Linked DNA regions of Homo sapiens: region 2 is linked to region 1. A link is a loop called in an ENCODE intact Hi-C map of the cell type or tissue named here. Cell type or tissue: heart right ventricle. All regions are shown on one strand. Links, peaks and the distances in the headings refer to the core of each region. The heading gives the core; the rest is flanking DNA.

Region 1 (15,939 bases), core at 2,998-10,997:
CCAGGGGCCCTGCATATTCTATTTTCCTAGTTACTTGCTAAGGTTTGAATATTTGTCCCCCTCCAAAACTCATGTTGAAATTTAATCCCAAATGTGGCAGTATTGAGAGGTGGGGCTTTTCAGAGGTGATTGGGTCATGAGAGCTCTGTTCTCATGAGTGGATTAATCCATTCATGGATTAATGGAATAATGGACTAATGGATTAATGAGTTATCATAGGAGTGGGACTGGTGCCTTTATAATAAGAGGAAGAGAGACCTGAGCTAGCACACTCACCCTCTTCACCATGTGAGGTCCTGTGCCACCATGGGACTCTGCAGAGTCTCATCAGCAAGAAGCCACTTACCAGATGTGGCCCCTTGACCTTGGGCTTCTCAGCTTCCATAACTGTAAGAAATAAATTTCTTTGTAACTTGCCCAGTTTCAAGTATTCTGTTATAAGGAACTGAAAATGGACTAAGATACTTTCCTATTGGCTTCTGGTTAGTTTCTATCAATAAGAATTACTGGTAGAAGTTTGAAAGGTAGGAGTGGAGAGATGGGACCTTTTTTATTTTAGTTTCTATTGGCATTTTCCAGCAGCAAGGAACAATGGGCATTTCATCATCATCTTTTAGCATTTCCAGCACCCACAGCAAGGAGTCCTTTCACCTGCTTAGTAGCAGCCCTTCAGTAATCCTAGCATCTATTTTAGGTGGTGTTTCATTTGTGGTCTCAGGACTGGCCCAGGTAGTTCTCTTCTCCATGATTCTGGACTCTGGTGATTCCATCACCTCCACGTACGCCTTCAGCCAGAAGGACTGTCGCTGTTCCCAGCAGCCATTTAGCATAGTTACCTAAGTGTAACCAAATTCCTGTATTATATTCACTTGTTTGAAAAACCTTGAGTGATTTCTGACCCACTTCTGTCTCAAGGCCTGAATATTCTGATTCAGATGAATTTCAGAAAATGGAAAAAAAAACTTAGTGAATAAAAAAGATTAAATAGTTTTTAGAAAACCATAGGAGACAAAAAAGCAACTGGAAGTCACACACACACACACACACACACACACATTCTTTTAACTTTATAAGTTATAATAAATTATGGTAAAAGAGTGACAAGTTTACCTACATGAATATTGAAGCCTTTGTAAAATCTTTAAAGAAAAAAGGGTACCAATACAACAGAAAATTTCAGACTGGAAAAATATTGGTAGTCATCGTCTTAGTTTGAGCATTTATCAATTGCATTATAGCAAAACCCTCCAAACTGCTCTCTCTGCTTTGATTGTCTCTTTTTTTTCCAAATCTTTTCTGCATATTGTCAAAGTTACATTTCTAAGGAGCAAATTAAATGCTGTCACTATGCTCTTTGAATTATCAGTCAACAAAGAGATTTTTTAAACTAATTAATTTATAATTATCCACAGAAATACATATTAAAAGGACAGTGAGGTGTCTGCTAACTCTTTACTCTCTTGGATGCAGCTTAATTTCTTCTTCCAGGGACACTTTTCTGACAATTTTGTTCTTATACAATTATAGCATTTTTTTTTCTTTTTTTGAGACAGGGTTTCACTCTGTCACACAGGCTGGAGTGCAGTGGCATGATCTTGGCTCACTGCAACCTCCGCTTCCTGGGTTCAAGCAATTCTCATGCCTCAGCCTCCAAAGTAGCTGGGATTACAGGCATGCACCTTCACATTCAGCTCATTTTTTTTTTTCTGTATTTTTAGTAGAGACAGGGTTTCACCATGTTGGCCAGGCTGGTATTGAACTTCTGACCTCAAATGATCCGCCCACCTCGGCCTCCCAAAGTGCTGGTATTACAGGCGTGAGCCACTGCGCCTGGCCAGTTATAGCAATTTTAAAAACAATATTCTAATCATGTCCTTTGCAGCAACACGGATGAAGCTGAAGGCCATTATCCTAAGTGAGTTAACACAGGAATAGAAAACCAAATACCGCATATTCTCACTTATAAGTGGGAGCTAAACAGTAAGTACATATGGACATAGAGGTGGGAAGAGTAAACACTGGGGACTACTAGAAAGAGGAGAGAGGGTGGGGGTTAGAGCTGAAAAACTACCTATTTGGTACTATGCTCACTACCTGGATGATGGGATCTTTTGAATCCCTAAATCTCACTGTCACACAATATATGCAGGTAACAAAGCTACACATTTACCCCTTGAATCTAAAATAAAAGTTGAAATTATAAAATAAAAACTTTTTTAAAAATGAAGGAAATTATGGCAAATCCTTTAGAAATAAAACAATATTCTAAATAAACAAAATAGAGAATAAAAAATAGAGAAAATTAATGAAAACAAAAATGGATTCATTGAAAATATTTTTAAATGACAAATCTTTAACTAGATTGATAAAAGGAGAGAAAAGTCTCAAATAACTAAAATCAGAAGTGTGACATTACTACCTATTTACATAAATAAAAGGATTATAAGAGCGGAACAATTGTACTCCAGCAAATTGAATAACATAGACAAAATGGACACATTTCTAGAAACACAGAATCTGCCAAGACCGAATCAGTAAGAAATATAAATTTTGAATAGAATTGTAACTAGTAACTGAATCAGTAGTCAAAAAACCCCAAGATGAAAGCCCAGAACTTGATGGCTTCACTGGTGAATTCTATCAGACATTTAAAGAAAAATTAACACCAATCCTCCTCAAACTCTTTCAAAAAAAATTAAGAGGAAGAAACATTTTTAAATCATTCTGTAAAGGCAACATTACCCAATACCAAAATCAGACAAAAACACTACAAGAAAAAAAAAAAGCAGACCAGTATCACTGATGAATATTGATGCAAAAATCTTGAACAAAATACTAGCAAACTAACTCCAACAGCATGTTAAATGCATCATATACCATGCCAAGTGGAATTTATTAATGAAATGCAAGGATGGGTCAACGTATAAAAATCAATTAATGCAAGACACCACATTAACAGAATGAATGAGAAAAAAAACATGATTTTCTTAATTGGTGCAGAAAAAGCGCTTGACAAAATTAAATTTCTTTTCATTATAAAAGTACTAAACAAATTAGGAATAAAAGGAAACTACCTCAACATAATAAAGGCCATATATGAAAAATCCACAGCTAACATCATACTCAATGATAACAAACTGAAAGTCTTTCTCTATGCTCAGGAACAAGGCAAAAATGCCTCCTGCTTTTGACACAGTAGTAGAAGTTCTAGCCAAAGCAATCTGGGGAGAGAAAAGAAAAAAACGAAAGGAAAGGAAAAGGAAAAGGGAAAGGAAAAGGAAAGAGGAAGGGGAAGAGTATGGGGAAGGGGAAGGGGGGAGAAAGGATTAGTCCGTTCTCACAGTGCTATGAAGAACTACCTGAGACTGGGTAATTTACAAAAAAAAAAAAAAAAAATGTTTAACTCACAGTTCCACAGGCTGTACAGGAAGCAAGGTTGGGAGGCCTCAGAAAGCTTACAATCATGGCAGAAGGCTGAAGGGGAAGGAAGACCTTCACATGGTAGAGCAGGAGAGAGCATGAAGGGGGAAGTGCTACACATTTTTCTTTTTTTTTGAGACAGAGTCTTGCCCTATTGCCCAGGCTGGAGTGCAGTGGCAAGATCTCGGCTCACTGCAAGCTCCGCCTCCTGGGTTCAAGCCATTCTCCTGCCTCAGCCTCCAGAGTAGCTAGGACTACAGGCCCCGCCACCTCGTCCAGCTAATTTTTTGTATTTTTAGTAGAGACGGGGTTTCACCATGTTAGCCTGGATGGTCTCAATCTCCTGACCTCGTGATCTGCCCACTTCGGCCTCCCAAAGTGCTGGGATTACAGGCGTGAGCCACCACGCCCGGCCGCTACACACTTTTAAACAACTATATCTCATGATAAATCACTTAATATATCATAAGAACAGCAAGGGGAAAATCCACCCCCATGATCCAATCACCTCCCACCAGGCCTCTCCTCCAACACTGAGAATCATAATTCAATAAGAGATTTGGGTGGGGACACAGAGCCAACTTATATCAAAGGAAGAGGAAGAAATAAAAGGCATCAAAATTGGAAAGGAAGAAGTGAAATTATCTCTGTTCAGACTACTTGATCTTGTATGTAGAAAACCTGAAGATTCCACCAAAAAAAACCCCATTAGAATTAATTAATAAATTCAGCAAAGTTGCAGCATGCAAAATCAACATGCAAATATCAGCTGTATTTCTATACACTAGCAATTAATAATCCAAAAAGAAAATTAAGAAAACAATTCCATTTACCATAGCATCAAAAAGAATAAAATAGTTAGAAACTAATTTAGTCAAGGAGGGAAAAAATATGCCCTGAAAACTACACAATATTGCCAAAAGAAACTAAATAAGGAGCAAATAAGTAGAAATATGTCCCATGTTCATGGATCAGAACACTTAATATTGTTAAGATATTAATACTACCAAAATCAATTTACAGATTTAATGCAATCCCTATCAAAATCCCAATGACGATTTTTGCAGAAATAGAAGAATCAATCCTAAAACTTATATGGGATCTAAAGGGACCCCAGAAAAGCCAAAACAGTCCTGAAAAAGAAGAACAAACTTGAAGATCCTTTTTTATTTTAAAACTTACTACAAAGCTACAGTAACCAAAACTGTATAGTACTGGCATAAAGAAAGACATACAGAGCAGTGGAATAGAATAGAGAGTCAAGACATAAACCATCACACATATGGTCAAATGAATTTCAACAAGGGTGCCAAGACCATTCAGTGAGAAAAAGATGGGCTTTTTAAACAAAATACTTTTGGGAAGATGGTTATTCACATGCAAATGAATGGATTTGGATCCTCATCTTCTACCATATACAAAAGTTAACTCAGAATGGACTAGTTAACAGCAATGTATTGTGTATTTCAAAATAGCTAATAGACAGGACTTGAAATGTTCTCAATACATAGAAATGATAAATACTTGTGGTGATGGATACCCTAAATACCTGGACTTGATCATTACACAATCTATGCAGGTAATAAAATATCACAGGTAACACATAAATACGTATACATATTACATATCAATACAAAATGGACCAAAAACCTAAATGTAAGAGCCAAAATGATAAAACTTTTAGAAAGAAATATAGGGAAATCTCATCTAAGATTACATTAATCTTGGTTAATCTAAGATTAGATTTGACAATGATTTATTGGGTATCACATCAAAAGCTCAGATAACAAAAAAAAATAAGTTGGACAACGTCAACATTAAAAACTACTGTGCATCAAGAGACACTACTAACAGAATGAAAATTTTCTCCCACAAAATGGGAGAAAATATCACAAACCATATATCTGATAAGCATATAATACTCAGAATATACAAAGAACTCCTACACTCAACCACAAACAAAAGAACAACCTGATTAATAGTCAAAGCACTTGAATAGATATTTCTCCAAAAAAAGAGATAAAAATTTCTGAAAAGCATATGATTAATAATGTTCAACATTACTAATCATTAGAGAAATGAAAATCAAACCCACAATGAGAAACCACTTCTCACCCATTAGTATAGCTACTATTTAAAAAGACAAAAATGAAATAGAAAATAATGGTCTGTGGAGATACAGAGAAATTTCCACCATGTGTGCTGCTTTGGAAATGTAAAATGGTGCAGTCACTAGGGAAAAACTGTATGGTGATTCTTCAAAAATTAAACATAAAAGTACCATATGATCTAGCAACTCCACTCCTGGGTATATACCCAAAAGAACTGAAAGCAGAGACTGTAGTATACATTTGTATACTCATTTTCGTAGCAGCATTATTCGCAATAGCCAAAATGTGAAAGCAATCTGTGATCTGTGTCCCTTCATGGATGAGTAGATAAACAAACAAACAAACAAATATATATATAATATTATTTAGCCTTGAAAAGGAAAGACATTCTGACACATCCTACAAAATGGTTGAACCTTGAAGACACTTGAAAATAGTTAAAATGGTAAATTTTTTTATGTATATTTTACCACAATAAAAATTTTTCTTGAAAGGATCAGTGAAGTGATCAACTTATTACTGTAACTTTTTATATTATTGCTAATAAGTTTCTATGTAAAATTTTTCTGCCACTGGAATAAGAAAAGATAAATATATTTTTCAGTGATGTAATTTACAGAAATGCTTATAAATTCTGGAAAGTAATACTTGATGAGTATGTAACTTGCATACATCTCTCATTGTTAGCTTGTCTTTTAACTTTGTTCTAAATATCTTCTGATATCAGAAATCTTTAAATGTAGTCAGTTTTATCAATATTTGTTCTTGTATTTTTCTTAAGAAATATTTTCTTGCTTATTACCATCAGCGTATTTTTTTTATTTTTCCTTCCTTCCTTCCTTCCTTCCTTCCTTCCTTCCTTCCTTCCTTCTTTCTTTCCTTCCTTCCTTCCTTCCTTCTTTCTTTCTTTCTTTCCTTCTTTCTTTCTTTCCTTCTTTCTTTCTTTTTCTTTGAAACAGGGTCTTGCTCTGTCACCCAGGCTGGAGTACAGTGGTGCAATCTCTGCTCATTGCAACCACCTTCCAGATTCAAGCAATTCTTCTGCCTCAGCCTCCCAAGTAGCTGGGATTAAAGGCGTGCACTGCCATGCCTGGCTAATTTTTGTATTTTTAGTATAGACAGGGTTTTTCCATGTTGCCCAGGCTGGTCTCGAACTCCCAGGCTCAAGCAATTCTCCCACCTTGGCCTCCCTAAGTGCTGGGATTACAGGCAAGAGCCACCAGAAAATCTTTGAAAACAGCTATGACCTGCTAAGCCCTCTGCTTCAAGACATCTCACCTCTTTAGTCTGAACCAATGTACATCTTCCATGTGTTGATTTATGATTTTACCTAAAATTCCTGCCTCTCTAAAAATGTGTAAAACCAAAATGTAGCCTGACTGCCTCAGGCAAACTTTCTCAGGACTTCTAGAGACTGTTCCCCAGGGCCATGGTTACTCATAATTGGCTCAGTATAAACCTCTTTATATATTTTACAGGGTTTGGTTTTTCCATTAACAAATTCCAGTGTGAATATACTAAAGTCAAGGACTTCTGGTGTCCCCTCCCCTTTCTCATGGGGAAGTTAATTTATAGCTGCTGTAAACCAAGACTAATGGAAACTGCTATTGGGGGTGGAGGAGGGGCGTGGAGGGAGATTCTTCTTTCTCACTAATTCTGTTCCTTTTCCTGCAAAGCCTTCATTGCACAAATACAAACATAATAACAAAGAAGTAAGTATCATAAGAGCATTAGGATTGAAGCTTAAGTTGAATATTCTAACAATTACCTGTTAATTGGAGGAGTCCAGATCAGGAGGGAGGCAGGTATAAGCAGTTAACAGATTTGAAGTAAGATTTGCTCATCATAGGACATTTGTCTCTAATCATACAGACTGTCATTTCAATAGCACAGTATAATGAAATGTAGCATTTAATCAGAAAGCACTGATTAATATATTAAAGCCATTATTGCAATAAGAATGGTTCATTTATATACAGATTAAAAAAATGAAAAACCAAACCATTTCTTATCAAATTACTTACCCCCCTGGCACGGACTAAAGAAACAGCTCAATATAACACCGTTTATCTCTAAAGCAGGTGAGAATCCTGCGGCTCCTTCTTCTCAACACTGTATTGATAAAGGGCTTCTTCTTATCTCGTTATTGCAGTAATGGAGTTTTAAAATGGAAATGCTAAACTTTCATTTCAAGATAGCAGAAAGGACATGATTTTTTCCTCTCATACCAAAACCCTAACAATAACAGAAAACATATTTTAAGAGATATTCAGCCATGCTGAAAGATTAAAAAGGAGAACTTAGATAAGAAACTGTGAGAAATACTGGAAACACAAGAGGCCAACAGATTGGATTTATGAGGAAACTCATAGCTCAAGATAAGTGTGAGAAAGTTCCAGCAGAGAAGGTGGGAGCAGCCACAAGGGTTTTCTACATGAGTATTTCAATGTGAAAATTCTTGCCTGGTCTTTCTTGGGAAATTTATGTTTTTCAGGATCTTAAGAAAAATCAAGAAACCAAGTTGAGAAACTAAGAAAAAAAGAAAAACTGTTTACTTCTCCCATAATTATTAAAGACTAACAATCAACGTGGAGGCATTACTGGTTAGAAGGAGTTCACTGATGTCTAGTTGAAAGCAAGACATTTGGTGGCTGGAGGTTAAGGCCAACATTTCCAGGAACCTAAACAAGACATAGAGGAGAAAAGCAAGAACCATCTCATCAGTCAGTCTTGCTATAACTGTTGTCTTGTTATGAACAGTTGCTCATGGCCCTGTCTGCTGCTACTGGTAAGTTGTTTTTGCAAATAAATACTAACAAGTTCATTTGTATAGTGTACTTTAAACAAATCCTATGACTGATGTGCCCAGAAATAACAAGTTTTGGAAAGCAAAATAAGTCCTTTAATTAACAACTTCAAACGGTGATTCTGTGCAGTATTGTTAACCTTGCTAGCCAATTCTACTATTTTGATCAATCGATAGATAGATAGATAGATGGATAGGTAGATAGATAGATAGATAGATAGATAGATAGATAGATAGATAGATAGATAGATATTTCCCCCCAGGCTAAAGTGCAGTGGTGCGATCTCGGCTCACTGGAACCTCCATTTCCCAGGTTCAAGCGATTCTCCTGCCTCAGCCTCCTGAGTAGCTGGGATTACAGGCGCCCACCACCACGTCTGGCTAATTTTTTTGTATTTTTAGTAGAGACAGGGTTTCACCATGTTGGCCAGGGTGATCTCAAACTCCTGACCTCAAGTGCTCTGCCCACCTCAGCCTCCCAAAGTGCTGGGATTACAGGCATGAGCCACCATACAGGGTGGAATTACAATATTTGAATATTACCCAGGAATATTTTCTGGTGTTTTTCAGGTCTGATTATTTGCTGTAGGTTACGGTTCTTTGCAAATACGTGAAGAGAGGAAATGAAAGAAGAAGAAGATGTGAATATTATCGAAGTGGTCTCCCTTGGGAAATCAAAAAACTGTTCTAAAATCTGAATTAGTAAAAGCAATATTGATTTCAATAGAAAAAAACTAAAATTATTAAAAAAGGAAATGAGCTTATATGAAGCTACATGTATCCTAATGCCTGGCTTGAATATAGTTTTGGATGCATTCTTAATAAATGAGAAAACATCAATGTGAAATAAAAGCAGCAGTTTTTGTCACAAAACAAAGATCGAGACTGTTGGATAAGATGGCTAGTGCTTTGTGTTTTAAAATTCAGTAGAAAATTCAGAAATAAAGCCAAATACTTACAGCCAGCTAATCTTTGACAAAGCATACAAGAACATAAATTGGGGAAAGGATACCCTATTCAACAAATGGTGCTGGAAAAGCTGGCAAGCCACATGTAGAAGAATGAAACTAGATCCTCATCTCTCACCTTATACAAAAATCAACTCAAGATGGATCAAAGACGTAAATCTAAGAGCTGAAACTATAAGAAATTCTAAAAGATAACATTGTTTTTTCCCTTTTTTCTTCTTCTGTTTTTTTTTTTCTTTTTCTTTTTCTTTTTTTTGGAAAGGGAGTTTGCGCTGTCGCCCCAAGCTGGAGTGCAATGGAGCGAACAAGGATCACTGCAACCTCTACCTCCTGCGTTCAAGCGATTCTCCTGCCTCAGCCTCCTGATTAGCTGGGATTACAGGCGTCTGCCACCACGCCCAGCTAATTTTTGTACTTTTAGTAGAGATGGGGTTTGACCATGTTGGCCAGGCTAGTTTTGTACTCCTGACCTCAAGTGCTGGGATTATAGGCATGCGCCACAACGCCCAGCCTTGAAAAGATAACATTGGAAAAACTCTTCTGGACATTGGCTTAGGCAAATTCATGACAAAGACCCCAAAAGCAAATGCAACAAAGACAAAAATAAATAAATTGAATAAATTAGAGCTAATTAAACTGAAAAGCTTCTGCAGAGCAAAAGAAATAATCAGCACATTAAAGAGAAAACCCACAGAGTGGAAGAAAATATTCACAAAGTATGCATCTGACAAAGGACTAGTATCCAGAATCTACAAGAAACTCAAACAAATCAGCAAGAAAATGACAATTCCATCAAAAAGTGGGCAAAAGACATGAACAGCCATTTTTCAAAAGAAGATATACAAACAGCCAACAAATGAATGAGAAATGTTCAACATCAGTGAAATACAAATTAAAACCACGATGAGATACCACGTAACTCCTGCAAGAATGGCTATAATTCAAAAGTTAAAACCATAGATGTTGGTGTGGATGTGATGAAAAGGGAACACTTACACACTGCTGGTGTGAATGTAAATTAGTACAACCTCTATGAAAAACAGTATGGTGATTCCTTAAAGAACTGAAAGTAGATCTACCATTTGATCCAGCAATCCCACTACTGGGTATCTACCCAAAGGAAAAGAAGTCATTACATGAAAAAGACACATGTACACGCATGTTTATAGCAGCACAATTCACAGTTGCAAAGATATGGAACCGGCCTAAATGCCCATCAACCAATGAGTGGATAAAGAAAATGTGTATATATACAACATGGAATACTACTAGGCCATAAAAAAGAACGAAATAATTTCTTTTGCAGCAACTTGGATGGAGCTGGAGGCCATTATTCTAAATGAGGTAACCCAGGAATAAAAAACCAAATGCCGCATGTTCTCACTTATCAGTGGGAGCTAAGCTGTGAGGACACAAACACATACAAAGTGATATAATGGACTTTGATGACTGCAGGGTGGGGAGCTGGGAGTGGGGTGAGGGATAAAAGATTACATATTGAGTGGGTACAGTGTACACTGCTTTAGTGACAGGTGCACTAAAATCTCAGAATTCACCACTAAAGAACTCATCCATGTAACCAAAAACCACCTGTACCCCCAAAACTATTAAAATTTTTAAAAATAAAAAAGTTAACTTCTAAACATTAAATATACATAATATAAAGTTTACATTTTAAAATTATTTTTATTCAGCAATTGTTTTGTTTTAACACCCCTTCTTTCAATGTTTTCTACTATAAAATGTCAATGTCAGTTAAAGATCATTTTAACATATCATTTTAAAACATATCATTTTGTCCCAATATATTGATTTATAATAATAATTTTAAATCAACTTTCTGTAAAATCTTATAGTAGAAAAATGATTCATAGTTTAATATTATGGTCACTTGTTACTAATTAAAAATATGTAAATATGTATTCTTAAAAATAGAGAATAATACCATTTCAGGAATTCTGATTATTTGTTCTGAAATTTCAAAGATTACTATCTGCTGGGAATTTGGAAACCCTATAATAATCTAAACCCAGCGACAGTGAAAACCAGGAGGCAGATGGAGCCCAAAGGAAGAGATGGAAGGGTCACTCTTGTGTGGCACCTTCCTATCCTGGCCAGGCGGCAGTGCCTGGGGTAGTCGAAGGGAGCAGCAGTGAGGATGAGACCTTCAATTAGAGAAAGGACAAGAAGAGAACGTGGGAAGACCCACACTCGGGCCCACTTTGGTTAATCCTCCTTAGTTTCCTTGTAAACTATTAAGGCAGTTAAATTTTCAACTGCTTGAATTTACCTATTTCAAAGATTCAGCTTTTCACTTGACTTTGATTGGTCACCAAGAAAATATAAGTATTATAGCCATGTTATTTTCAAAGAGGAAAGCATGCCAGTCACTAGAACAGTGAGTGGTATGTAGCAGGCACTCAGAAAACATGTGTGATATGGGTTGATCTGAGTCCCTGCCCAAATTTCTTGTCGAATTGTAATCCCCAATGTTGGAGGTGGGTCTGGTGGAAGGTGGTTGGATCATGGGGACAGATTTCTGCCTTTGGTGCTGTTCTCATGGTAGAGTTTTCATGAGAACTGATTGTTTAAAAGTGTGTAGCACCTCCCTCTCTCTCTCTGGCATCTGCCCTGGCCATGTAATATGTGCCAGCTTCCCCTTCACCTTTCACTGTTATTGTATGTTTCCTGAGGCCTCCCCGGAAATGGAGCAGATGCCAGAACCATGCCTCTTGTACAGCCTGCAGATCCATGAACCAATTAAACCTCTTTTCTTTATAAATTACCCAGTGTCAGGTATTTCTTTATAGCAATGCAAGAAGGACTAATACAATGTGTTAAACTAATTACTGGATAATGCAATTCACAGAGGAACAGAGAATCCTTTTACTTGGGACTGGCCAGTTTCCTGTAAGTCAAAATTATGCAAATCCAATCAAATTTTCCATAAAGAAAATATTGTGATTGAATTTTAGATTCTTTATCATAACCTTGAAATCCATACAACCTCTGTAAAATTTTAAAAGATTGTGTCTTTTTTTAGCTTCAATGAATTGGAGAGTGAAGCATCTGCTTTAATGGGAAATTTCAAATTTCTTCAGCAATATCGTGAGAATAATCTCAGCAGAAGTCAATAGGAGACTCAGAAGCATAAGAATACCTCCTAGAATTTAAATATAAGAAAAACAAATTGAAGTTAATAGTCTTATTTTCTCATTGTAAAGTTGCCTGCTCATCTTACTGTGTATAAAATTGGGATCCAGTTATTCAAAATCAGTGTGTTTTGTGTGTATTACTCAGCAGAGTATTTACCAGGTTTACAAGTGTAGATCACACATCTAAGTCAAGGCCTGCCTTATCACTTCTGGTCACCAACTAATCCTTAAACTTTTTTTATTCTAAAAATAATTGGGAGTAAAACATCAACAAGTTAGCTGGACAACGTGTTTAAAGCTTTAAAACCTGCCTTGAAAACTGTGATAGATCAGTTTGAATGCCAGGACTGTCGATTCAAAGTGCCAAATGTCTGCTATAATAATTCCTAGCACATAGGGAGTTCTATGAGCCAGACTCTGCATCTCAAGCTCTTCAGAGATTTTAACTCAACCACTTTTCACAAAACCTTGTTTTTTGTGGAAGAAGTGCAATTACCTTCCATATTTTACAGGGGAGGACACTAAGTATCAGGGACATGCATTTTTTCCAGGCCCCATGGCTAACACATGGCAAAGCTAGGTCAACTTGGACGTTGGCCTTCAGAGTCATTGAACCATAACCCCTCCCCTCCTGCCTGGACAGCCCCAGAGCCGGCACTGCTGAGTCACAGTGACAAGACTTACCCTCTGGCCTTGAACAGCTCAAACTCTAATGGAGTAAATAGATAAATAAGCCACTGTGATGATAATAATAATAATAAAAAGTTAAAAATGGCAAGATAAGACCATGAAGCATGTGGTGTAACAATTCAGGGAGATGCCATAGCTTAGCAGATAAGAGCACAGACTCAGGACTGAGATGAGTCTCACTCCAGTGCCAGCTGCAGAGGCTCAGCTGCATCAGTCTCTCTGCTCTTCAGGGGTCTTAGCTGTAAAACAAGAATGCTCTTCGTGGGAACTCAGAGAATGGGCATGTCAGGTATTCAGAGCAGTCCTGTAGCCCAGAAAGCCTAAGTCAGTACTATCATGATCATGGAAGAGTAGATTATTGAAGCTGACTTAGAAGAACTGGAAAGACTTCTTGAAGGGCTTTAGATTTCAGCTGAGCCTTGAAACAAGAGTTGTTATTTTAAAACAGAAACAAAAAGGAAAAACTCCAATAGTCTGGATGCAGCCAACAAAGCACCTTCCAGACAACAGAAGCAGCTGGGAAATGAAACAACAAACAAACAAGGCAAAGCCACATCTCAGAACAGGGCATGTTGTATGGACTCATGTACTTGGAAAGTGAGGTTCAGGGAAATTCCAAGTGAATGGCAGGAAATAAAGCTGGAAACCTAAGGAAGGACTAGGCCCTAAGGCAGAGAGAGATTCTTTAAGTACCTCAGCCCATAGGGACAAATCATCGGTTTTCCTTTTACCTAAACGGAAACATGTTTCTTGTCTTAGAGAATTATGTTTTCTTTTCGGTTTATTTTCTATTTTAAATTTAAAATTTGAATTGTAAGCCTATAGGATCCCAAGAGTTCCAAACTCTATATTTTTCTTACTCCTTTAACTCTGCCTTCAGCATATGTCATGGTAAAATGTAAATTAACCTAAATCTATACAATAAAAATAAAATAAAAATTAGACGGGTAGGCTGTTATGTTTTCAGGGTGTGCGGTGTTTGTTTGCTGTTTGTTTTTACAGCTAATAATTCTGAACAAAACCAAAGCACATAAGCAATCTCAGCAGGAGATAAACTAAGCTGTCATAGAATCATAGTTTCAGTTATTGCATTAATCAGCATTAACTTCATGTAAAACTCGACAAAAAAGAAAAACGTTTGAGCTCCACCTTGTGGTAGCATATCTGAGCCAAGCTCATGTCTCAGGTTCTTTGTGCAGGAAAAGCATGTCTTAGTGAGCCCGCAAAAAAACCCTGCATTATTTAAAGAAGAAGAAGACTAGGAAAGCTTTGAAAAATTGTTCCAGAATGTGCAAATAAGGGCTGCTTATTTATAGGGTTTCTAATATTAGAAATATCACAGTGTACACTGATGGCCCTGGGACAGCATCCTGCCAACAGATGGTGTGTGTGTGTGTGTGTGTGTGTGTGTGTATGTGCGCGCGCGCGTATTAATTTGTGCTAATTACTAACATTTAAATATTATAGTATGTGACATAAAAATCAAGGTTTCCAGCTTCTCTTTAGACACCAGAAGATCTGGGAGCCCTGCGTCTGCAATAATTAGCTAGAACTGAGCATTGGATGCCCCCTAAAGATAGTGAATGTTGTCTACATTTTATTGGCTATAAACCGACAGAGGAGGCAACACAGAAGTGGCAACGTGCATATCTGTCAATACTTCTCCATCTTCACTGTACCCCATAACCTCACCCAGACGACCTAGGCAAGACACCATGAGCACACTGCCTGCTGTTTGAAACAACACAGAAAACCTGGTGTGTCATTGCTCTCAAACAACTTTTATTTTTAAAGACCTTTATGTTGCTTTGCTAAAAAAGTAAAATAAAAACTTTCCTTGATCTCACTGGCCTTATCAACATTAAGATCCCAAATGTTATCGCACCCACATTTTGAGTCCTAGACATTGGTACTATGCAAAATCTCATCTGATTATGTCTGAGAGTCCATAGTTTATGAATTGATCTATTCAGGCTGTCTCACTGTGTGGCCTGCTCTGTTCTCTTATTTCACTCCTTCAAGCCAATACCTGAGAAGTGCCTGCTGTGCCTGTCATGAGTTTAGCAGACTCCTTTGAAGTGGGCTATCACCAGTGCTCCCCAAACAGACAGCTGATGGTAGTATCACAGTGTTTTTCTACCCCATTCGCAGGTGGACTTGCAGGGCTTTATTTCCCGAGAACCAAAAGTGCGCTACATGTACTCCACCGTCTCAGAATCCCCACTCCATGAACAGCTCCACTGGATTCTGGCTGCAGTCTCTATCTGTCCCCACTGTACTCTAATCTCATCCATTCCCCTTCCCTTCTCCTACTTCCTCAAAGGCTACATCTCTGCATAGCCATGCAAATCAACTGCTGCAGTCAGATGGAGGGGGAGCCACCAACACTATCTACTTATCAGAAATTTCCCAGAAGATCTGAATTCTAGATCTGGGTATGATTTAATTGGAACTCTCACTAAAACTTATTTCATAAACTCAGAGAATTCTTAGAACAACACTGCCCAATAGAGATGAAATGCACACGACAAATGCAAGCCACATGGCATCTTAACTTTCCTAGTGACCACATTAAAAAAGAAACAGGTCAATTAGTATTAGTAATATATTTTACTTAGCCAAATATATTCAAAATAGTATTTTTTTAACATGTAAGCACAATGAAAAGATATTAATGATACATTTTACATTAGCTTTTTCCTATGGAGTCTTCCAAATCCAGCGTATATTTTACATCTCCATTTCCAGCCATGTTGCATGTGCTCAATAGTCACATATGGCTAGTGGCT
Region 2 (15,939 bases), core at 5,016-13,015, 200 kb before region 1:
GATAAAAAGCAGAATGGTACTCATTCGAAAAGATACAGAGTAAAACAGAGCAAAAGAAACACAAAGGCAATGAAAAATAATTAATAAGAACTCAAAAATGTCCCTTTCAAACAAAAGTTGAAAGGGTCAACAGACTTGCACTTTTGACCAAGAAGGAATTTTAGAAATGTGAGTCGATAGAAAAAAACATCCTGTTTTTCAGTCCAATCATGGCAATGAAAAATAGGATTCTGGAAAACATAAAAGTGGCATGCCACAAGATAAACATAAGTCACTACTCTTAGATGACTCTTAAATTATGAACAAAATGTAGACATTGTAATAACTGAAATGTATTTTAAATGTAGGGTTTGATCTGATTAATGGAGAAAATCCCATAGCATCTCTACTGAAAGAAACTATGAAAAAGAAGTACTGGTATAACAGCTTTCTCAGGGGGCCATGGTAACTGTGAGCTAATATCATTTGTATTTGGTAGGAGGTGGGGAAGAATGGGAGATCATTAACTTTTGAAGGACTTCAGTGGATGAATGCACTCAATCTGTCCCAGATGCATGTCATTAAGAAAGAATAAACTAGCTAACATTGCCAAAATTGAGTTCACTTAAGGTATCAGGTCAGGGATGTTTTTCATGATCTGTGTCTTTAATAAGGATATGTTTTCCATCAAAGTGGCTAAAATGGGAAAGACAGAAAATATCACATGTTGAAGAAGGTGTGGAACAACCAGAGAGCTCTTTTATGGCACTGGTAGGAGTGTAAATTGGTACAACAACGCTGAAAAACTAGCTGGCAGTTCAAAAATTAAACAAATGAATGTTCGTGACTCAGCGGTTCCAGTCTTAGGTTTATATGGTCAACAGAAATGTGTACCAAAGAATGTTCACCAAAAAATGTGCACAAGAATGCCCAAGCAGCACTATTCATAACAGAACCAAACTAGAAACTAAGTGATTACTAGTAGCAGAACAAACTCATAAACTGCTATATTCACCTAACGGAACACTCTACAACAATGAGAATAAATGAAGTGCAACTATGCAACATGGAAACAGGTCTTGCAAACACAACATGGACGAATCTTCAAATGCAGTGTGGCACAAAAGAAGTCAGGCACAAACAGCATGTGTTGTTTACTTCCCTTTATATACAATTAAAAAACAAGCTAAACTATGGGCATTGGAGGTCAGGATAATGGCTGTCTTTGGAGCACAGAAACCAGAGACTGTAAGGGGAATCAGAGGACAGGGGGTTCTGGGATGCTGGTAGTTCTCAGCTTGTAAAAATTCATCAAGCTATATAGTTATGTTTTGTATGCTTTTCTGTATGTATGTTATATTTTAATAAAAAGATTCCCAACACAGATGTGTGTGTGTGTAGTACAGAGCTGGAAGCAATAAGTAGGAGAAGTGAGCAAGTTAATTTTCCTTAGAGGAAATCATTTATAAAAATTTATAACTAAAATGCAAACAGCAACTTTCTATTTATAGGATAATGGACTTCATATATATGTTGTCCAATAGCCTAGGAAAAACAACATCTTTGGTTCTTATCTCAAAGCCAAAGGCTAATATTATACCTGCTTCAAATAATAGTTTTCATGTACTTGATTCCATTATGTAAACTAAGAATATTGCTGTATTAGTCTGTTTGCATTGCTATAAAGGAATATCTAAGACTACAAAATTCTTTTATTTAATTTGTAAATAAAAGAGATTTAATTTGCTCACAGTTCTGCAGGGTGTACAGAAAGCATGGCATCTGCCTCTCCTCCTGGTGAGGGTCTCAGGAAGCTTACAATCATGGCTGAAGGTGAAAGGGAAGCTGGTGCATCACATGACGAGAGAGAGCAAGAGAGAGCAAGGAGGAGGTGGCAAGCTCCTCTTTTTTTTTTATTTTTTAATGTGTATTTTTATTTATTTATTTTTGATTTATTTATTTTCTAACTCAACAGGTTTTGGGGGGACAGGTTGTGTTTGGTTACATGAATAAGTTCTTTAGTGGTGATTTCTGAGATTTTGGTGCACTCATCACCTGAGCAGCGTACACTGTACCCAACATGTAGTCTGTTATCCCTCGCCACCCCCAACTTTTCCCCCTGAGTCCCCAAAGTCCAATGTATCATTCTTATGCCTTTGCTTCCTCATAGCTTAGCTCCCACAGATGAGTGAGAACATATGATGTTTGATTTTCTATTCCTGATTTATTTCATTTAGAATAAGCTTCCAATTCCATCCAGGTGGCTGCAAATGTCATTATTTCATTCCTTTCTATGGCTGAGTAGTATTCCATGGTGTGTGTGTGTGTGTGTGTGTGTGTGTGTTTGTGTGTGGTGTCTGTCTGTGTATCACATTTTCTTTATCCGCTCATTGATAGATTGGCATTTGGGCTAGTTCCATGTTTTTGCAATTGCAAATTGTGCTGTTATAAACATGTGTGTGCAATATCTTTTTCATATAATTACTTCCTTCCCTCTGGGTAGATACTCAGTAGTGGGATTGCTGGATCAAATGGTAGATCTACTTTTAGTTATTTAAGGAACCTCCACACCGTTTTCCATGATGGTTGTACTAGTTTACATTCCCACCAACAGTATAAAAGTGTTCCCTTTTCACTGCATCCCCACTAACAGCTATCATTTTTTGATTTTTTAATTATGGCCATTCTTGCAGGAGTGAAGTGGTATTACATTGTGGTTTTGATTTGCATTTCCCTGATAATTAGTGATGTTGAACATTTTTCCATATCTTCTTTTGAGAATTGTCTATTCATGTTTTTTAGCCCACTTTTTGATGGGATTGTTTGTTTTTTCTTGCTGATTGGTTTGAGTTCTTTGTAGATTCTGGATATTAGTCCTTTGTCAGGTGTATAGATTGTGAAGATTTTCTCTCACTCTGTGGGTTGTCTGTTAAATCTGCTGATTATTTCTTTTGCTGTACAGAGCTTTTTAGTTTAATTAAGTCCCATCTATTTATTTTTCTTTTAGTTGCATTTGCTTTTGGGTTCTTGGTCATGAAGTCTTTGCCTAAGCCAATGTCCAGAAGGTTTTTTTTCCAACCTCATCTTCTAGAATCATTATGGCTTCAGGTCTTAGATATAAGTCTTTGATCCATCTTGATTTTTGAATAGAGTGAGAAACGAGGATCCAGTTTCATTCTTCTACATGTGGCTTGCCAATTATCCCAGCAGCATTTGTTGAATAGGGTGTCCATTTCCCACTTTATGTTTTTGTTTGCTTTGTCGAAGTCCTGTTGAATATAAGTATTTGGGTTTATTTCTGGGTTCTCTATTCTATTATATTGGTCTGTGTGCCTATTTTTACGCCAGTACTATGCTATTTGGTGCCTATGGCCTTATAGTGTAGTTTGAAGTCGAGTAATGTGATGTCTCCAGATTTGTTCTTTTTGCTTAGTCTTGCTTTGGCTATGCGGGCTCTTTTTTGGTTCCATATGAATTTTACGATGCTTTTTTCTAGTTCTGTGAGGAATGATATTGATATTTTGATAGGGATTGTATTGAATCTGTAGATTGCTTTTGGCAGTATGGTCATTTTTGCAATATCGATTCTACCCATCCATGAGCATGAGATGTGTTTCCATTTGTTTGTGTCGTCTATGATTTCTTTCAGTAGTGTTTCATAGTTTTCCTTGTAGCTGTCTTTCACATCCTTGGTTGGGTATATTCCTAAGTATTTTATTTTTTGTGCAGCTATTGTGAAAGGGGTTGAGTTCTTGATTTGACTCTCAGCTTGGTTGCTCTTGGTGTATAGCAGAACTACTGATTTGTGTACACTAATTTTGTATCCTGAAACTTTGCTAAATTCATTTACCAGTTCTAGGAGCTTTTCAGATGAGTCTTTAGGGCTTTATAGGTATATGATCATATAATCAGCAAACAGCAACAGTTTGACTTCTCTTTACCAATTTGGATGCCCGTTTTTTTCTTTCTCTTGTCTGATTGCTCTGGCTAGGACCTCAGCACTATGTCGAATAGAAGTGGTGACAATGGGCATCCTTGTCTTGTTCCAGTTCTAAGGGGGAATGCTTTCAACATTTCCCCATTCAGTATAATGTTGGCTGTGGGTTTGTCATAGACGACTTTTATGACCTCAAGATATGTCACTACTATGCCAATTTTGCTGAGGGTGTTAGTCATAAAGGGATGCTGGATTTTGTCAAATGATTGTTTGTGTCTATTGAGATGATCATGTGATTTTTGTTTTTAATTCGGTTTCTGTGGTGTATCTCATTTATTGATTTACCTATGTTAAATTTTCCCTGCAGCTCTGGTATGAAACCCATTTGATCATGGTTGATTATCTTTTTGATATGCTTTTGGATTTAGTTTGTTAGCATTTTGTTGAGGATTTTTGCATCTATTATAATCATGGATATTGGCCTGTAGTTTTCTTATTTTGTTATGTCCTTTCCTGGTTTTGGTATGAGGATGATACTGGTTTCATAGAATGATTTAGGAAGGATTCCCTTTTTGTCTGTCTTCTGGAATAGTATCAATAGGATTTGTACCAATTCCTCTTTGAGTGTCTGATAGAATTCAGCTGTGAATCCATCTGGTCTTGGACTTTTTTTGTTGGCAATTTTTTTATTACCATTCCAATCTTAATGCTTGTTATTGGTCTGCTCGGAGATTCTATATCTTCCTGGTTTAATCTAGGAGGGTTGTATATTTCCAGGAACTTTTCATCTCCTCTAAGTTTTCTAGTTTATGTGCATAAAGGTGTTCATAGTAGTCTTGAATAATCTTTTGTATTTCTGTGGTATTAGTTGTAATATCTCCCATTTCCTTTCTAATTGAGCTTATTTGGATCATCTCTCTTCTTTTCTTGGTTAATCTTGCTAATGGTAAATCAATTTTATTTATCTTTTCAAAGAACCAGCTTTTTGTTTTGTTTGTCTTTTGTATTTTATTTTGTTGTTGTTTCAATTTAATTTAGTCCTGCTCTGATCTTTGTTGTTTCTTTTCTTCTTGTGGGTTTGGGTTTGGATTGTTCTTCTTTCTCCAGTTCTGTGAGGTGTGACCTTAGATTGTCTATTTGTGCTTTTTCAGACTTTCTGATGTAGGCATTTAATGCTATGAACTTTCCTGTTAACACCGCTTTTGCTGTATCACGGAGGTTTTGATAGGTGGTGTCACTACCATCATTCAGTTCAAACAATTTTTTAATTTCCATCTTGATTTTCTTGTTGACCCAATGGTCATTTAGGAGCAGGTTATTTAATTTCCATATACTTGTATGGCATTGAGGATTCCTTTTGGAATTGATTTCCAATTTTATTTTACTGTGGTCTAAGAGAATACTTGATATAATTTTGATCTTCTTAAATTTACTGAGACTGGTTTTGTGGCCTACCATATGGTTTATCTTACAGAATGTTCCATGTGCTGGTGAATAGAATGTATATTCTGCAGTTGTTGGGTAGAATGTTCTATAAGTATCTGTTAAGTCCATTTGCTCTAGGATATAGTTTAATTCCATTGTTTCTTTGTTGACTTTCTATCTTAATGACCTGTCTAGTGCTGTCAGTGGAGTATTGAAGTCCCCCACTACTATTGTGTTGCCATCTATTTCATCTCTTAGGTCTAGTAGTAATTGTTGTATAAATTTGGGAGCTCCTGTATTAAGTGCGTATATATTTAGAATTGTGATATTTTTCTGTTGGACTAGTCCTTTTATCATTATATAATGTCCCTCTTTGTCTTTTTAACTGCTGTTGCTTTAAAGTTTGTTTTGTCTAAGAATAGCTACTCCTGCTCACTTTTGCTGTCCATTTGCATGGAATATCTCTTTCCACCCGTTTACCTTAAGTTTATGTGAGCCCTTTATGTGTTAGGTGAGTCTTCTGAAGACAGCAGAAACTTAATTGGTGAATTCTTATCCATTCTGCGGTTCTGTATCTTTTAAGTGGAGCATTTAGGCCATTTACATTCAGAGTTGGTATTGAGATGTGAAGTACTATTCTATTCATCATATTATTTGCTGCCAGAATACCTTGGTTTTTTTGACTGCATCATTGTTATATAGGTCCTATGAGATTTATGCCTTGAGGAGGTTCTATTTTGATGTATTTTGAGGATTTGTTTCAAGATTTAGAGCTCCTTTTAACAGTTCTTGTAGTGGCACATTTTCTCAGTATTTGTTTTTCTAGAAAAAGACTGTATCTTTCCTTCATTTACGACGTTTAGTTTCACTGTATACAAAATTCGTGGCTGATAATTGTTTTGTTTAAGGAGGCTAAAAAGAGGACCACAGTCCCTTCTATCTTTTAGGGTTTCTGCTGAGAAATCTGCTGTTAATCTGATAGATTTTTCTTTTTAGGTTACCTGATACTTTCGCCTCACAGCTCTTAAGATTCTTTCCTTTATCTTGACTTTAGATATCCTGATGACTATGTGCCTAAGCAATGATCTTTTTGTGATTAGTTTCCCAGGTGTTCTTGGAGCTTCTTGTATTTGGATGTTTAGATCTCTAGCAAGGCTGGGAAAGTTTTCCTTGGTTATCCCCTTAAATATGTTTTCCAGACTTTTAGACATCTCATCTTCCTCAGGAACACCAATTATTCTTAGGTTTGGACATTTAACATAGTCCCAAAATTCCTGGAGGCTTTGTTCATTTTTTAAAATTCTTTTTTCTTTGTCTTTGATGGATTGGGTTAATTCAAAAGCCTTATGTTCGAGCTCTGAGGTTCTTCTGCTTGTTTGGTTCTATTTCTGAGGTTTTCCAGTGCATTTTACATTTCTCTAAGTGTCTCCTTGACCAGAAGTTATGGTTGCTTTTATTTATACTATTTCAGTGAAGACTTTTCCTTTCATATCCTGTATCATGCTTTTTATTTCTTTAAGTTCGACTTTGCCTTTCTCTGGTGCTTCCTTGATTCTTTCTTTGACAATTCAGAGATTTCATCTTGGTTGGGATCCATTGCTGGTGAGCTGGTATGATCTCTTGGGGGTGTATTAAAGAAACTTGTTTTGTCATATTACCAGAATTGTTTTTCTGGTTCCTTCTCATAGTCTGGGATAGGATATGTCAGAGGGAAGATCTGGGATTCAAGGGCTGCTGTTCAGATTCTTTTGTCCCACAGTATGCTCCCTCTATGTGGTGTTCTCCCCCTTCCTCAAGGGATGTGGCTTCCTAGGAGCCAAACTACAGTGATTCTTTTTGCTCTTCTGGTTCTAGCCAACCAGTTGAGCTACTGGGCTCCAGGCTGTTACTGGAGAGTATCTGCAAAGAGTCCTGTGATGTGATGTGTCTTCAGGTGTTGCAGCCCTGGATACCAGTACCTGCTCTGATGGAGGTAGCAGGGGAGTGAAGTGGACTCTGAGTTTGTGTCGTGTTTTTGTTTAGTGCACTGGTTTTGTGTTGGTTAGCCTCCAGCCAGGAGGTGGCGCTTTCAAGAGTGTATCAGCTGTGGTCCTACAGGGAGGATGCAGACTTGCCCTAGGAACACCTGGTTAAGTATTCAGGTTTCTCAGGCAGTGGGCAGAGCCATAGAGCTCCAGATTATGACTTTTGTCTTCAGCTACCAGGGTGGCTAGAGAAAGACTACCAGGTAGGGGAAGAGATAGGTGTGTCTGAGCTCAGCCTTTCCTTGGGCAGGGCTTGCTGTGGCTGCTGTGGGGAATGGGGGTGTGATTCCCAGGCCAATGGAGTTATATTCCCATGGGAATTATGGCTGCCTCTGCTGAGTCATGTATGTCACCAAGGAAGTCGGAAAAAGCCGGTAGTCACAGGTCTCACTCTGTTCCGACACAGCCCACAGTCCTAAAGGCCAGTCTCACTCCCACTGTGCCCCCCAACAGCACTGAGTCTATTTCCAGGCAGCCAGTTACCAGAGCTGAGAACTTGCTCCAGACCACCGCCTCCCTGTTGAGAAAGCAAGCCGACTCACAGTTTTTCAGTGTCTCACGCAGCCTCCAGCAGTGATCCAGTTCCTTCAGAAGGTCTGTGGATTCTCTTAGCTTTGCTGCTATGTTCCTGCAGTAGTTTTTGGAGCAAAAGTCCATGATATGAGTCTCCACACACCGGTGTGTCCATCTGAGAGGGAGCTGCAAGCTAGTCCTGCCTCCTATCCACCGTCTTAATCCCCTCTCTTGCAAGCTCCTTTCAACAACCAGCTCTCATCATCACCAAGTAAATGGCACCAAGCTATTCATGAGAGATCACCTCATGAGAGGTGACACAAACACCTCCCACCAGGCTCCACCTCCAACACTGAGGATTACGTTTCAACATGAGATTTGGAGGAGACACACATTCAAACCATATCGATTGTTAAATCAAGAGATATCATCTTCTAAATCACTTCACTGCCCATAGCAATTTTACCTTTCGAAAGTCTTTACAAGCAATACTATTCTATGACCCACAAAGGCCTAGTGAAGTAGATTGCCAATCAATAAATATTTTAAATGGTCATGAATTATCCAGTACATGTTCAATGACTTTACATTTAAGTCACTTAACTAAGTACTGCTAGGACAATAGGTGACATTCTGCCTTTCAAATGTGTTAAACTCTCTTCCTAATCTGCTGGATTTCTAAACTACCCTGTTTTCACCGATTCAGATGGCAAAAGCCTTTAGCAATGCTAAACATATAGATGAAAGTCAAAATGCTGGGCAGAACAGTAAGAGGCACACTGAGGCCCAGTGAGGACTGCAAGTATGGAATGCTAGGACATAGTGTAAGCTAGGTGAAGTTGGCATGGAGGAGTCAAGGAATGAAGACTCTAGAAAAGTGACCTTCTGTGCAAAGAGGTAAATTGGTAGAGCTATACAAATATGCTTATCAAAGAAAAAGCATCCATCATGTTGAGATGGTATAATTCCCTTGAACCCCTTCACCAGCAGGAACTGAAGTGGCTCATTTCACTCAGGCTGCCACTGGCCACTCCTTGCAGGAGGAAGCATGCGAGCAAGGGAATGAGGGAACCAGAGTGAATGAACTCTAGAACTGGCTAGTCACTCCTCTCTGGAGGGGGCAGGCTCTGTGTGGGCCCCACAACGGTGTCAAACCATGTTACAACCAATGCTCTTTCAGCTCTGCAGTCTGGGGACTGCCAAGTGTCAACCAGCTCAGTGGAAGGTCACAGTGGCAGCCTCCGTCTTCTTGGCGCCCAGGTTCTTGTCCGGCATCCAGGAAGAATCAGGTCACACAAACTGAAAGGTGATTAATGCAGAAGACTTTATTGAGCGGTGGGTGGCTTTCAGTGGAAAGGAAGGCTGGAAAGGGAATGGGAAGGTGATCTTTCCCTTAAACCCAGCCATCTCCGGCTGGGCCCATCTCCGAAGCTGCACTGCCTGAAGTTAGCCACGTTTATCTGTTGTCTCTGATGCTCAGTTGCTTCTCTGCTCGCCACTCAGCTGCTTGTATCCTTGATGCTCAGTTGCTTGTGTTGCTCTGCCAGCTGAAGTCTTTTATGGGCACAGGATAGGGGTGGGGCAGGCCAAAAAGGCAACATTTGGGTGGAAAAATGGGGTCAGTTGTTTTCACTTAGGGCCGAGGTTCCAGGCTTAAGGGTGGGGTTCAGGCAGGAGCCCAGCCCTACTGTATCAATGTCAGGGTCTGTTTTACAAAAAGAGGTTATTGCAAAGCAATTTTCAGATGCATACCCCATTTTTATGTGTAAGGAGGGTAGGAGGAAGCTTGAATATTTATGACCAGTCTTAGAACAACTAAAATATGTGTATGTAACTTTATGACTATATATACACATTATGTACAGGTATCTGTGTATATAAATGCATATATATATATATATATAATTGTATTATCATTATATATGTCTACTCTAAGGAGTTTTGCAACTTAGGGATAATATTTGAGTCATTTTTTTTTATGCTTGGCACCTAAAGTGCCTGGCTTAGACTAGGGCCCTGAAAACACTCATTAACATGAAATAAAAGTGTTTTGTATGTATGCAGAGTTTCTTGATGAATCAATGAATAATCTCAGACATCTAAGGTTTTATACTTACAGTTTTTTGTCTTCCTGTATTCTCAGTTGCCAGCTTTTGTTTTCATTTAATTAATGCAAAACTTCTATATCCTGCAGTTTCAACTCACAGTTCGGTTGTCTAGTCTGAGAGTCTGAGGATTCACTCTCCCTCTAGACCAGCTCTACCAGCTTTATGACAGATACTTGCCACCCTTAAACATTTCTTTACCATTTACATGAGTTCACAGACGTGAAGGGAATGTATAATCTTAAATAAACACAATATGCTCTGTATTAAGCTTATGCTCTACATACAGTACTGTACTTATAGTATTACGTTTTTTGAAAAATTCATAGTTTTGTCAGCATTCTATTTACAGCACATTGCCACATCTTTCTCTTTTCCTATATTTTTAACAAAATCAATGAAAGTATACATGCAGTATTTTACACTTGCTATTTGTAATATATTATCCCTTCATTCCAAAAAGTAAACTTCCACAACAATCATTAAATAGCAGGAAATATTAACCATCTGCATGCATGTATCACACTTCAGTTTTAAATTTTAGTTTGGAATATTTCAAACATAGAGAAAACTAGAATAAAAAACGTGATGAACAACCTTCAACTCATAATCAAGTTCTATGAAATTATATATTATATCATTGAAACTCTGTGATACCTTCCCTATCTTAAATCCTTTCTCCACAGAATACTGGATTTTGTGTTTCTCATCCTCATGTAAGCATTTATTCCCATAGTATAAACACTTGAATATGTCCATACAAAATACAGCATGATTTTTCGTGTGTTAAAAAAATTTATGTAGGCCGGGCACGGTGACTCACGCCTGTAATCCCAGCACTTTGGGAGGCTGAGGTGGGCGGATTGCCTGAGATCAGGAGTTCGAGACCAGCCTGGCCAAAATGGCAAAACCCTGTCTCTACTAAAAGTACAAAAAAGCTGGGCGTGGTGGCGGGCACTTGTAATCCCAGCTACTCAGGAGGCTGAGGGAGGAGAATCGCTTGAACCCAGAAGGCAGAGGTTGCAGTGAGCCAAGATCGTGCAACTGCACTCCAGCCTGAGCGACAAGAGAAAGATTCTGTCTCAAAAAAAAATATATATATATAAATATTATATCTTGCTCCATATGTACTTCTGCAATTTGCTTTTTTACTGAATGTTTCAGCAATGTATTCATGTTGATTTATGTAACACTAGCATACTTGTTTATACTACTGAATTCTATTGTATGACTACAACATAATTATGTATATCTAGCATCTTATTTATGAGCATTGGGTTGTTTCTAGTTTTTCACTTTTAAAAAAAGCTGGAATGGATAATGCATGCCTTCTTCTGCATATGTGTGAGGATTTCTCTAATGGAATTGCTAAATCTCAAGCAAGTAATCTTCAAGTTTATTAAACTTTTTCAAATATTTCTTCATATTTACATACCCAATCAGAGTGAATGTAAGTTCTCATTTCTCCAAATACTTAGCACTATTTGTATTGACCTATTTGTAAATTGTAGATTGTTCGCCAACCTACTATGTGCAAAACAATATTTTAGGTTGCTTTAATATGTATGTCACTGATTATTACTGAGGTAGGTACCTTTTTATGCTTGTTGGCCCTTCATATTTTCACCTATTTATAAGCCTTTCCCATTTATTGGGATGGAGATCGGTGACTTTTTCCTTATTAAGTTGAATAAAGTCTTCTTAATTCTGGATACTACTCCTCTGTCTACTCTATGTGTTCCAAATGTCGTTTTTCACTCTATGGCTTCTTTAGCTTTTGTCTATTATGCCTTTTTTAGCGGAAATTTACCATTTCAATGTAGAAAATGAATTGTTTTCTTATGGATTGCATTTTCAGTATCTTGTTTAAGAAATTTTTCTTTATTCTTCTAAATATCTAAGGTTTGACTTTTCTTATGGAGGTCTTTAACCTACCTGAAATTGATTTTCTGAATGGAATAACTTTGGAACATACTACAAACACAACTTTATATTTTGAGATGCTGCCAGAATTTCTTTTAAATTAAGGCATATACTGTTGAAACCATTGCCATTATGGAAACTACATAAGTTTTGAGTTGAGTTTGATGTAGATTTTAACGCTGCAGTAAGCCTTACCTGAAGAGTATCTTGGGCATATTCATCTTTCTGAGCCTCTTTTTCTGCAAAAAGTTTATACTAGGCCGGGCGTGGTGGCTCATGCCTATAATCCCAGCATCTTGGGAGCCTGAGGCGGGTGGATCACTTGAGCTCAGGAGTTCGAGACCAGCCTGGCCAACATGGTGAAACCCCATCTCTACTAAAAACACAAAAATTACCCAGGTGTGGTGGCACATGCCTGTAGTTCCAGCTACTCAGGAGGCTGAGGCAGGAGAAACGCTTGAACCTGGGAGGCAGAGGTTGCCATGAGCTGAGATGGTGCCGCTGTACTTCAGCCTAGATGACAGAATGAGACTCTATCTCAAAAAAAAAGATTAGTACTAATGCCTGTTTCATGGTTTGTGTCAAAATTAATAATTCAGAAATATCTACTATATTGCCTGACACACAGAGTATGCTGTTAGGGACTCGATCTCTGGCAGTGAAAGGAAATAGCAATAGCTTGAGAGAACCAGAACAAATCAAGACGAATGCTTGCTTATCTAATTTTGGCACAACAAGATGATGATAAATAAAAATGAATATCTCACATTTTGGAAACTAATAATATGAATGTCTGTTGAGATTATAGGATCAGACTTTCCCTCTATGAGTCCTAGATAATCCTAGGTTAGGAAGTGAAGATTCAGAGTTCTGCCCAGGACAAGGGCCAGAAGAGACAGTTCTCTGGGGCTGAGAGAAGGCTCCTTTGCTTCTTTATTTTACCAGCCTCAAGGTGTTCATAAGTTGGAGTGAACAGCTCTAATGCAGATTGGATTGGTCAGGGTAGGGAGTGGGTGGGGGGACCTATCCACAGGGAGAAAAGAATGCAAGGAACTGTTCCAGGATGCAGTCTGGGAAGAGTCTGTGCTTAAGCAGTAGGCTATAGAACTTTTTAATTTTTCTGGAGTCATCCTTTCCAATAGCCCCAAACCTTCAAGTAAATTTTCTTCAAAATCACAGCTAAATCTCAGTTACAGTCTTGAAAAATGGGTAAATCCCAATACACATGCTTATATACAAACAGTCCAGGGAGAGAACAGGGATCCTTCTCTTCATCAGAATGGACAGAAGACATGGCAGATGCCATCAGACAACAATGTTTCTGGTGGAGCCGATGACACTGTCAGCTACCCATGCATTTGTGTTGGCAAGATGCAATGGGAAGAGAGGAAAAAGTTCAGTGACATTTTGGAATGCACTTGAGATGTTGGCTTTGGAAAGCTTCCTAAATACCAAGGACATACTTTGATTATGGTTCTGGAAAGACACATGGGGGCTAATTTCCATTAAAATGTGCCATAAAAATGAAAGGAAGAGAGAGAGAGCCCGGAGCAGTAGCGTGCACTTGTAATCCCCAGGAGGCTGAGGTGAGGGCATCACTTGAGGCCAGGAGCTTGAGATCAGCTTGGGCAACATAGCGAGACACTGCCTCTACAAAAAATAAAAATAAAATAGCTGGGTGTAGTGGCACACACCTGTAGTCTCAGCTCCTTGGGAGGCTGAGGCAGTAGGATCACTTAAGTCCAAGACTGTGAGGCTGCAGTGAGCTATAATTGTGCCACAGCACTCCAGCCGAGGTGACAAAGTGAGATCCCATCTCTAAAATAATAATAACAAAAAACATTTTTAAAAAATTAAGAGCTTCTTTGATGAGACTTGGACCTTGGACCTTGTAGATTAAAAAAGTGTGAGAAGACTGAACAGATTTTTAAGCCGAGGAGTTGTAAGCAACACAGTAGAAATTAAAATGTGAGCAGAGATATCAGAAATACTATCTTTACCAGATATTCTTAGACACTTCCTTTTTGCTAAAGCTCTTCCTGTTCTCTCACTAGATCCACTCACTTAATCATTAATTAATTCCATCATTCACTGAACATTCAAACCAATGTGAATGGATTGAATGTTCGGCCTCCTTGTAGCCAGTTCAATCCAATTAAATGTGTATTACATACTTCAAATAGTGCTAGACACTGGGGATACAATAGGAAGCAAAACAGACTTGGCCCCTGCATTTGGGGAGCTTGCCAGGTGGTAGAGATCAGCCTTAAAATAATGAATGGAACCAGGTATTGGGGCAGGGATGGAGGATGTAATCAAGAGATCATCAAATGATTACACCCCAGCGCAGTACCATATAGAAATGAATGACACTATAATATCTGGAAAAGAGAAAATTATGTTTAATAAAGGAATCTTAAAACATCAGAAACTCAGAAAGACTTTTAAAAGCCGTTAAAATGAATGTTTTGTAAGTTGATCATCTCACTATGCTGGGAAATGTATTCATGCACCATGCATCAGTACACAGGGAGAGCAGATAAAAACAACACTTTTGTGTGCAGAATTTACAGTTTGTGGGGCCTGATAGTAAAACTGAATGGAAGTACACTATTCTCTGGAAACACCTTGAAGGATAAAAGACCTATAAACTTTTATTTTTTTATGTATTTTGGCTCTTCCAGTGTTAACAATAGAAAATATGTTGACTGCATCCTGCATTTTTTTGTTTATCTAAAGAGAAATGCAATGGAGGTATTCCTCACAGGGAATTTCTTTTTATAGCTTGTTAAGCCGTAAAAACAACTCCCTTTAGCTATTTCTGATTTAAAGTGCATGTAGCATAGGATTTTTGTATTTGTTTATTTAAAGCATGACTTGAATTTTGTGAGGAGGTCCCATGTGAATCTGAAATATCAAATTGTGTATCTACACTTCCAGAGTCCTGGAACCATCTGCAAACCAGGACAGATTTCACAGCCTAATTAATAATTATGTAGATAGTAAAATCCCCAAAGACCCCTTCTGCCTTTCTTTAAAATAGTTCAGATTTCTTCTTGTGTTATTATGGGTTGATATTTCATCTGAATTATAGGTTTAACTGGGAATAAATTAGAGAATTACAATGTAGCAGGCGATCCTGTTCTTTTAAATTTTGGGTGCAAGTTTTCTTCTGTAAAAGACTTGAGACCAGGCACATCCTGCACTCATTTGCATCATGGAGTGGATAATGTTTCCAGACTGATCTTTGTCTTTATAACGTTACCAAGAACCCCCAGGGACTGTGGCTACAAGGAGGCCTGGGAGATGTAAGTGTCTGCATATACTTGTATGAAGCAGGGTATTTAATTCCTATAACTCTGCTTTTGTACTTCATACATGTTGCCTCTAAGACCTCACTCATCTTGAATTCCCAGTGGATGCATATATCCATATATTATCAACTTCTCTATAGTCATAATGATTTCTGTGAGTAGTTTCCAGATTATTATTCAATGTGTCTTTGTTAGTACAAGTTTATATATATATAGATAGATAGATAGATAGAGAGTTATACTATGTTGTTTCTGATTACATATTTCATGAAACAAATTATTGCTTTAGGATAAGCAAATACACATAATTAAAATGAACTTATCATTACATATTAAATGACAAAGAAAAGCTATTCTTATTTTGCTTTCACACTTTCTTTCCCCAGTTTTATTCTCATCCTTGTTTCTAAAGATACATAAAATACAAACATAAATTATACAAAAAGCCCAATAGTATACTATTTAATTATGCCTTAGGAGCAGAGGAAGAGTGCAAAATAGCATTTTATAATACAAGGTGTTGAAAGTATAAGCTTTGCTTATTTTTTTAATAAAGTGGTTAGAAAAATGCAATTCTTTCAAGAAAATATCAGATAAATAGATACCAAGCTTTTCACAGTTTCTAATCATTCCCATTTTTCTTGAGTATACAGAAAATTTGACAAGTTTCTTATGGTAAAAATATAAGAATAGTTTCATTTTGACACAACGCCATGAGG

What was found. Peaks named below come from ENCODE experiments on the same cell type or tissue, not always from the same donor. Only the 100,000 strongest peaks of a DNase experiment are listed, where the experiment ranks them.
Region 2: it touches region 1 in a loop (2.6-fold over the local background); 7 of 110 quality-filtered maps call a loop at or near these places.

The regions. Positions count from the first base shown.
Region 1 is chr9:72,855,605-72,871,543 of GRCh38, reverse strand. LOC124902181 (a long non-coding RNA gene) reads left to right here and starts at 6,694. Exons shown (of 2, transcript XR_007061578.1): 1 at 6,694-8,319; 2 at 8,908-14,092. RefSeq lists enhancers at 8,057-9,256, 12,309-13,508. In heart right ventricle, for the core only: no CTCF peak of the experiment used is centred there; no DNase peak of the experiment used is centred there.
Region 2 is chr9:73,058,730-73,074,668 of GRCh38, reverse strand. No RefSeq gene overlaps it. Among named protein-coding and RNA genes, the nearest start is that of ANXA1, 85 kb to the left of the region's middle. RefSeq lists an enhancer at 7,288-8,487. In heart right ventricle, for the core only: no CTCF peak of the experiment used is centred there; no DNase peak of the experiment used is centred there.